Linked DNA regions of Homo sapiens: region 1 is linked to region 2. A link is a contact called in ENCODE Hi-C or POLR2A ChIA-PET data. All regions are on one chromosome and are shown on one strand. Each heading gives the region's core, a stretch centred on a gene start or an enhancer-like site at or near the end of the contact. The rest is flanking DNA. Distances are from core to core; before and after follow the strand shown. Region 1 overlaps GAS7 (growth arrest specific 7). Region 2 overlaps GAS7 (growth arrest specific 7).

Evidence for each region. A loop is a pair of places that touch in the nucleus more often than their neighbours do. ChIA-PET counts read pairs that join two places held with the same protein, here RNA polymerase II (POLR2A). Pooled maps may share reads with other maps.
Region 1: a pooled map shows a loop between it and region 2 (4-fold over the local background). The contact joins two enhancer-like sites. A Hi-C loop is called at or near these places in 4 of 168 maps with a recorded cell type or tissue (B cell, GM12878, astrocyte of the cerebellum and 1 more), 32 of 37 single-sample maps with no recorded cell type and 8 of 50 pooled maps. POLR2A ChIA-PET finds 5 or more read pairs at or near these places in 7 of 52 experiments (A673, B cell, BJ and 4 more).

What each region holds. Positions count from the first base shown.
Region 1 is chr17:10,044,471-10,049,192 of GRCh38, reverse strand. The region is part of intron 1 of GAS7 (growth arrest specific 7); the gene reads left to right. Among named protein-coding and RNA genes, the nearest start is that of RCVRN, 140 kb to the right of the region's middle. RefSeq lists enhancers at 1,217-1,386, 1,885-2,064. Within about 2 kb of position 1,837, at least 3 of the 41 ENCODE cell types and tissues checked have a DNase peak (open chromatin) inside an H3K27ac peak, as active enhancers do.
Region 2 is chr17:9,999,278-10,003,932 of GRCh38, reverse strand. All of the region lies in intron 2 of GAS7 (growth arrest specific 7), which reads left to right. Among named protein-coding and RNA genes, the nearest start is that of RCVRN, 96 kb to the right of the region's middle. Within about 2 kb of position 2,457, at least 3 of the 41 ENCODE cell types and tissues checked have a DNase peak (open chromatin) inside an H3K27ac peak, as active enhancers do.

The DNA of each region.
Region 1 (4,722 bases), core at 588-3,087, 46 kb before region 2:
CTTACATAGCACAGTGTTGCTTTGGTGGACACGAAAAACAAAGACTTCTTGTTTCTGGATCCTCCCAGCAGAGTGTCCCTAAAGCTTGAATAGTCCTCATTGTTGGTATGCGCCTGGACAGAAAGGGAACATCAGTTATGCGTGCTCCTCACACATGGCCCATTGCTTCATCTGCACTGGCCTTGTAGGAGAAACTCGTATCCTGGTTCTGGGATGGACAGGAGCAGAAAAGGAGGTGAATGAAATACTAAGGCACTAATCTTCCCCCCCGCAATGAGCTGGAAAATCCACCAGGCAGCACACAGTTCTCTGGATTTTTGCATTGGGAGTTTGTACTGAGCAAGAAATGACTTACATATGCATTGTATTTGTATTATTACTTCCCCATGGCTGTGTTGTCTTCCTAATTTTCTCTCTCAGTGCCTGGAGGGTAAGGAGATGGTGTCTTCACTTGCATGCCTCTAACAGAACCTTCCTATTTCTTTCACTTGAAATACTCATACAACTTGATGGATTTGTATGTCTTGAATTACAAAGTTTTGGGTAAAAATTCACATTTGCAGTTTAGCTTCAGCAAATATTTATTGAATACCCACAGCAATGGACATAACAATGACTGTACCCCGTGAAGCTTTAAACTCAGTGGGGTTTGTCTTCTAGCACTTTCCAAGGGGTGATGCCAGGCCCTGTATGCACCGTGATAGAGCAGTGAGCAAAACAAAATCCCTGCTGTATGGAGCTTTTATTCTAGTAGAAAGAGCTCTCTAGCCATTGGTAGGGAGGGTAGAGGAGAAGTCTGAGGAAAATCTGATTTCCTGGGTAACCCTTTCTCTTTTTGCCTGTTTATATGAATGATTTTTTGTTGTTGTTGTTTTGAGATGGAGTTTAGCTTTGTCGCCCAGGCGCAACTGCAATGGCGCGAGGTTGCAATGGCGCGATCACCGCTCTCTGCAACCTCCGCCTCCTTGGTTCAAGCAGTTCTCCTGCCTCAGCCTCCCAAGTAGCTGGGATTACAGGTGCGCACCACCATGCCTGGCTAATTTTTGTATTTTTAGTAGAGACAGGGTTTCACCATGTTCACCAGGCTAGCCTTGAACTCCTGACCTCAAGTGATCTGCCCGCTTCACCCTCCCAAAGTGCTGGGATTCCAGGCATGAGTCACCGCGCCTGGCCTATATGCGTAATTTTAGATTATTTTTGCAATTCATTATTAATTTTATTAATACTTGATAATTTTAATTGCAATTGGTTATTAAGTTTAACCTATTCTGGTCTTTAATAATGGAATATTTTTAAACATATATGTTACATAGACTCTTGATTTCCTTGCTTTTTGTCCTTTGCAATTTGGGGACACTTTTCCTGTTAGCCCCGCAAGTCACTGATTTAAATGTTTATATTTGCAGTTACCCACAACTACAACTAAATATGGATTTAAATGAGCAATTTTTATATAATCCTCACCTCGTCCACTATCTTCTTTGTCATCCTTTTTATTCGAACTGCTTTTTTTTTCCTGTTATGATTTGCTGTTCCTCTTTCAAAGAAATCACAGCTTCTTACATTCTGACAGTTTCCTGACAGTTTTTCTTCTGAATGATTTTCTGAGACGTGCTCTTCCTTTGTGCTTTCAGGATGGTGTTTCCTCACCCTGCTTTTGCATATTTCCCCTCTTTATGCATTCTTGACACGGCAGGATCTATGTAAACGTGGCATGTACCAACAGAAAGTATCGACTGTCACTAGCCTTGGCACACTGTCGGCTTGGGGGAAGGTTGACTTCCCCTCACAGCTACCTGCCTGTAGGGTTCGATGGTGCACCCATCTCTCAGTCCAGTTTCTGTTTTCGAATTGGCCTTTGCCTGGTGAACTGTCACGTTACTATCTGGTCCTCTGATACTCCGAATTGATGGAGAACATGAAAACTCACAGTTCCTGGGGTCTCTTCTCAATGCCCTGCAGCCAGGGCATTGGCTGGGCTTGGCCTGTAGCATCTGTACCTTTCCGAACAGTGAGCACCCCTCCCACGCCCCTTGTTCTACCCTGCACTTCCTGCTCTCTTGTTTTCTGGGACTTGCTGTACCTAAATGGATGATGGGCAGTCCTCTCAGACAGCATCTGTGCTGAGAGGAGAGGGCTGGCTGCTCAGTGTTCAGGTCAGTGCAAATCCTGCATCTCAAATTAGAGACATGGAGTGGCAGAGGCATGAAGTGCAGCTCAGATTATGGGCAGAGAGTGGTGAAGGTGTGAAGTCTTATTTCCCCTTTTACAACTCATCTTGGTTTGCAAGATTTTCTTTTCTTTTCTTTTCTTTTCCTTTTCTTTTCTTTTTTCTTTTCTTTTCTTTCCTTCCTTCCTTCCTTCCTTCCTTCCTTCCTTCCTTCCTTCCTTCCTTCCTTCCTTCCTTTCTTTCTTTCTTTCTCTTCTTTCTTTCTTTTCTTTTCTTTTTTTTTTTTTGAGACAGAGTCTTGCTCTGTCACCCAGGCTGGAGTGCAGTGGCGTGATCTCGGCTCACTGCAACCTCCGACTCCCAGGTTCAAGCAATTCTCCTGCCTCAGACTCCTGAGTAGCTGGGACTACAGGTGCCCGCCATCAAGCCTGGCTAATTTTTGTATTTTTAGTAGAGACGAGGTTTCACTATATTGGCCAGGCTGGTCTGGAACTCCTGACCTCATGATCTGCCCGCCGAGGCGGGCAGTGTGCTGGGATGACAGGTGTGAGCCACCGCGCCCAGCGGTTTGCAAGATTTTCTGCATTTCCTTCATTGGCCTCATGGTTCTCGAGTTTTTTTTTTTTTCCTCCGATTCTGTTTGTCATTTTTGGATTTTGTTTTTAAGATTGGATGAGTTATTTCCTGTTCTTTTCCTCTTATTGCTGGTTTGATAGGCAGTGTCCTGGGGCAGCTGTCAGATGCTTCTTACAGGGAAGTCCCCTGCATCTCCTTTTGCCATGCCCTTAATCTCCCAGAGATTCAGTCACACGCCGGGTACCGTGTTCCTGTCGTTGTGGGGACGTAGTCAGTAGAGAATTCAAGTTCAGTTTTCTGGATTAAAAAAAAGAATCTCCAGAACCACTTTGTGGATGCTGCATGGTGACTTGATGTGTAGCCAGAGACAGTGTTTCTCAAAGTGTGCTGAGTTTCCAACTAAGGATCCGTGAGATAATTTTAGATCATGTGGAGATGACAGTTTTAAAGTTATATTTATTTTAGTGTGTAGTAGAAAGAAACCAAATCAAATCTGTGATTTCATAGATATTATTGCTTAGGGCCAGACTACATTTCAGTGGGATATAAGTCAGTTCGAAAAAAATATTGAGTAAATAATAGTGCGGCTGGTACACAGTGATGGATGGAACAAGGTGTCACAGTGGGATATGAATGACTGCAGGAAGGGGAAACCAAGCTGTGGGATCTCTTAGAATCAGGGCTGTTTGGAGGCCTTTTCAACTGGGTGCCGTTTCTGATATGTCCACTTGATACTTGGGAATTTTTTTTGAGATAGCGTCTCACTCTGTCGCCTAGGCTGGAGTGCAATGGCGCGATCTCAGCTCACTGCAATCTCTGTCTCCTGGGTTCAAGCAATTCTCCTGTCTCAGCCTGCTGAGTAGCTGGGATTACAGGCGACCACCACCACACTCAGCTAATTTTTATATTTTTAGTAGAGACGGGGTTTCACCATGTTGGCCAGGCTGGCCTTGAACTCCTGACTTCAGGTGATCCACCTGCCTCGGCCTCCCAAAATGCTGGGATTACAGGCGTGAGCCACCACACCCGGCCAATACTAGGAATCTTTTATGGGGTGGGACACATAGAAATTTTATAAGGGTCCTAGGACTCTACCATGATATGTACAAGAAACTGGCTGCAGTCACCTCACGGGAGCCCTCTGCCCAGCACAGCCCTTGGTCTGGAGCCAGCCACAGTCTATGGCCTGTCCTCTTTCTTGTTCTCTTCTTTAATGGCATCTTATCTAAAGATCTTGCTTCCCTTTGCATCCTATGCTCATAGGTCCTTGTGTGCCTGTGATCCAAGTCTACACCCATCACTCTTCCATATTTCTCTTTCCAAGATAAATGAGACACACCCTTTCTGTATTCAGCGAGCATTTTCTTTGGCATCTCACTTGGACACTTTTTTTTTTTTTTTTTTTTGAGATGGAGTCTCGCTCTGTCGCCCGGGCTGGAGTGCAGTGGCACGATCTCTGCTCACTGCCAAGATGAAGTGATTCTCCTGCCTCAGCCTCCCTAGTAGCTGGGATTACAGGTGCCCACCACCATGCCCAGCTAATTTTTTGTATTTTCAGTAGAGATGGAGTTTCACCATGTTAGCCAGGATGGTCTCCATCTCCTGACCTCATGATCCGCCCGCCTCGGCCTCCCAAAGTGCTGGGATTACAGGCGTGAGCCACCGCGCCTGGCCGGACACTCTTAACTACAGTTGACCCTCAGACAATGGATTTGAACTGCACAGATCTACTTATATGTGGATTCTTTTCAATTAATATATTGGAAAATATTTTTGGAGATTTGTGATAATTTGAAAAAAATTGAAGACAGACTACCTAGTCTAGAAATACCAAAAAAATTTAGAAAATGTTAGACATGCCGTGAATACATAAAATATATTCGATACTAGTTTATCATTTACTACCACAAAATACATACAAATCTACAGAAAGTTAAAATTTTTAAAATTTTACCCACACAAACACTCAGACTGTG
Region 2 (4,655 bases), core at 1,208-3,707:
TAATAGCTTTTTTGTTACTTCATTCTGAGTTGGATTCCAAAGTAGGTAGCACTCATCCAAGAGGTGTAGGAGGAGGAAAATGGGGTGAGAAGTTAGTCATGCAGGATGCTGTTGTTTACTACCTGCCCACTCCCTGTGAGCACTGTGCCCAGTGGCGCAGAAGGGGAGCAGAAGGGGCACTGAGATGGCATGAGGGTCTTGTCATCCTTGGACAGATGATGCGCCGTGCTGTGCAGGTAGCAGGCACCCTGGATATTTCTGTGGCATGAAGCTTCTGCCCTCTTGCCAGCTGTGGTTAATGCCTATCTGCGTGCCCAAAGATACCCTCAGCCCCAAAAGAGTCGCTTCTGTGAGGTCAGTCGAAAGCCAAGCCATTTATTGAGTGGTCTGCCAGAGGGATGAACTATTGGAGTAATATGTTGGGATAGGGTCCTGCTCCCACTCTGAAAGCTTGGCCAGATTGTGGGGACCCCATGGGGGGCCTTGGTGGCTGGTGACATATGGAGTGGGAAGGTCGGAGCAAAAGCAGTTTTCCAACTGGTACAGACAATGTCACTGTTTTCATAATCAATATTACTGTACTCATGGGCTTTGGGTGAACACCTGCATGGACTTGTGCTGTGGTTGGAGTATGGCTATCCTGTGCTTTCTTTACTGCCCCTCTGGGCCATGCCAGACACCTGCGGTCTCTGCTGCGGAACCCCCAGGCTCCTCTGTTTCTCATTTGTCCAGACTTTCTCATCCCCAGATCAACTTCCAGGTGTTAGGTGGACCTCTATCCAAGCCTCCTATCACCCCCAGCCAGCCCCAGCCTTCTGCTTCATGTTACGGGTTGAGTTGTGTCCCACAAAAGATGTCCAAGTTCTAATTCGCCAGTGCCTGGGAATGTGATCTTATTTGGAAATAAGATCTTTGCAAATGATCAAGTTAAGATGTGGTCTTCCAGTGTGGCAATTCCTCAAGGATCTAGAACTAGAAATACCATTTGACCCAGCCATCCTATTGCTGGGTATATACCCAAAGAATTATGAATCATGCTGCTATAAAGACACATGCACACGTATGTTTATTGTGGCGCTATTCACAATAGCAAAGACTTGGAACCAAGCCAAATGTCTAACAATGATAGACTGGATTAAGAAAATGTGGCACATATACACCATGGAATACTATGCAGCCATAAAAAAGGATGAGGTCATGTCCTTTGTAGGGACATGGATGAAGCTGGAAACCATCATTCTCAGCAAACTATCGCAAGGACAGAAAACCAAACACTGCATGTTCTCACTCATAGGTGGGAATTGAACAATGAGAACACTTGGACACAGGGAGGGGAACATCACACACCCGGGCCTGTTGTGGGATGGGGGGACGGGGGAGGGATAGCATTAGGAGATATACCTAATGTAAACGATGAGTTAATGGGTGCAGCACACCAACATGGCACATGTATACATATGTAACAAACCTGCATGTTGTGCACATGTACCCTAGAACTTAAAGTATAATTAAAAAAATAAAAAGATGTGGTCTTCCTGGAGTATAGTGGACCTATATCCAATATGTTGGGGTCCTCATCACAAGGAGGAAATGTGGACTCAGAGACAGACACTCATGGAGGGAAGACGCTGCGAAGGCACAGGGAGAAAGCCATCTACGAGCCAAGGAATGCCCAAGGCCACCACAAGCTAGGAGAGAGGCCTGGGACAGATTCTTGGAAGGAGCCAACCCTGCCAGTATCTTGATTTCAGATTTCTGGCTTCCAGAACTGTAACAATACGTTTCTGTTCTTTAAGCCACCCAGTAATGTGGCATTTTGTTATAGCAGCCCCCTGGAAACTGACACACTTCCCCCGCCCCACACTAGTGGTTATCTTTGAGCACTGATAGCTAAGCAGTGGTATCGTGTCCGCTAGGATGCTGTAAACAGGTTGCAATCTGTCCCCTACATTTCAATACCCGGCATGAGGTTCAGGTGGCATGAGCAGCAGGAAGGGTGGCTTGTTTTCCCATTGCCTTGCCAGGCCATCGGTGAATGTGGGGTGCAGGCTCTTGCTTAGAAGAGCTGTCTTGGTGGCAGTTCCAAGAGAGATGGATTTTTTTAAAATTATGTGTTTTTGTTTTTTGGTACAAGCTGCAGAAAAGAGGGACTTAAAAAACAATTAATTTCCAAATACTTTTGATCCTTCTCTTGGCTGCTCTGAACCATACCAGAGAGGACTTGGCTGAAGGTCTTGCCTGCAGCTGTGCTGTTTCCTGGTTATGTTAAGCTCTTCCTTGCATTTCCAGAATCCTGAAATTGCAATTCCCCCATCTCTAAAAGAGAGAGTTGGGCTAGTTTTTAAAACCTTTCAGGCTCTGTATTTCCCCTGAGAGACAACCCTGATGGCCGCTGCAGGGGAGCGCTCAGCTCCTGCCTCCACTTCCCTTTTTTCCCCGATTCCTGCTGGCTGGGTGTCTCCCGGCAGTGAGACGACACCTCATCAAGTTGGGGAGAAGGTGCTTGTTCACAGTGCTTCTTTCCAAGGCATGGGATTAGGGAGGGTTTTATTTCCTCTTTTTACTTTTCTGTTTTCCAGTGTTTCTTCCCTGGACCTGTATTACGTTTATAAGTAGGATAAAAATAATTTCTCTGAAATAGAGGAGAGGGCTGGAGCTTAGCACCAAGACTTTCTTTTGCTTCCCATTCCCTAGCATAACCCTCTTGCTCCTCTGTTTCTCTTGATCTTTCTCAGATTTCTGTTTTTATTCGTGTCCTCTTCCCTCTTTCCTGCTCGAATCTTCTAGTTGTATTTTGGGGTGTTGCTACGTTAAACAAGTGGTCTTATGTTCTGGCCATCAGGGGTTTGTTCCAGGGCCAAGCTGTGTGAACGTGAACCTGAGCCTGAAAAGGCCCAGGGCTTTGTTTGTTTGTTTGTTTTTATATGATACAAGGAGCATCCAACAATGCCCAGCCCGTGTGCTCTCTGCCACTGGAGAAGGAGTGTGCCAGGCTGGAAGGCAAGGAGATGATGACTCCTTGTCTCAGACCAAGACTTCGCTTGCTTTCTGCTCCTGGTATATACAAATGGTATGTGCTGATTGGGTAGATGGGTGCCACTGCAGAAAGGTACGGAGAAGACAGAGCAGACGCAAAGCCTTGGGAAGCGGAAGAACAGAAAGGGCCAGGGGCACATGGTGATTTTTGAATGCTGCGATCCCACCTAGCTGGCTCCACTCTTTCGTATGAAGAGTAGATTCTTATAACAAGGTGTGCAAACGCAGAACTTTCTTCACTAGCAGAATTTAGAGACAGAGATGAAAATCTCAAGGAACTTTCATGACGACCTGAGTATCTGGGAACCTGGCTGATTTCATGACTCTCAGTGAATCTGCCCTGTTGCGTTCACTCTTCTTTTCCTAGATCTCTCTGACCAACCTGATGTCATTTCTGTAGTTTTCATCATTACCACCCGTTTGGAGGAAATGGTGCAGGCAGAGGGTGCTTTCAAGTCAAGAGTAATTGGTGGGTTGTTTTGATTCTTATGCCTTTCTTTTAAAGGGTCCTACCTCCAACACCTGGATAAAGGTAGCACCTGGTGCAGAGAAAACCCTGCCCTTTGTTGCCTTCTAGACCAGTGTTTCTCGAAGTGTGGTCCCCAGACCAGCAGCATCAGCGTTACCTGGGAACTTGTTAGATGTGCAATTTCTCAGGCCCTACCCCAGACCTACTAAATCAGAAACTCTAGGGGTGAGACCCAGAAATTTGCATTTTAATGCTGCCTCCAGAGGACTGTGATGCTTATATCACACAGCATCATAGGACTGGCTTGAAACTGACCATCTCAGTATGAAACAGACCAAGTCTATGAAACAGACCAAGTCTTAGTCAGTGCCTAACAGCTGCAATCTGTTTTAACCAGTCCTTCAAGTGATTCTGATGCGCTCTGACGTTTGAGAAGCGCTCCTTTAAGGCTGCCCCTGTTCCTAGCATCTTACCATTCCTCTGCATGGATGAAGTTTTCAGTCCTCTTTGCAGGGAGGTTTTTAAACCTCCTGCAATTTCCCAAGGAATCTTATTTCCTTATTTCCTTCAACTATAAGATGCTGCCTAGTTCTGCTTCATTTTGTGTGATCTTCTCTATCCTGAATGCCATTTTTGACGTTTGAGAATAGCTTTTTTTGCCCAGAATTTCTATACATGTTTTACAGTGCTGGTTCATGATAAGGACTTTTTCTGTGTGCCTGAAGGAGCCGTGGGGCTAAATGGCCATCCTCTTCCTTGGGAATCCAGCAAGTTTACAAGTGGCTTTGTGGCCACACCTGAGAGATTATTGCTGATTTCTATTTTCCAGAATAGCCTCACCTCTTTCTATTTCCCCCAAGTCCTGTGAAAAGCAATACTCAGTGATTTTGAGCATAATTTTTTTTTTTTTGAGGCAAAGTCTTACCCTGTCACTTAGGGTAGAGTGCAGTGGCACAATCTCGGCTCACTGCAACCTCTGCCTCCCCAGTTCAAGCAATTCTCCTGCCTCAGCCTCCCAAGTAAGTGGGATTACAGGCATGCACCACCACACCCAGCTAATTTTTGTATTTTTAGTAGAGACGGGGTTTCACCATGTTGGCCAGGCTGGTGTCGAACTCCTGACCTCAAGTGTTCCACCTGCCTCGGCCTC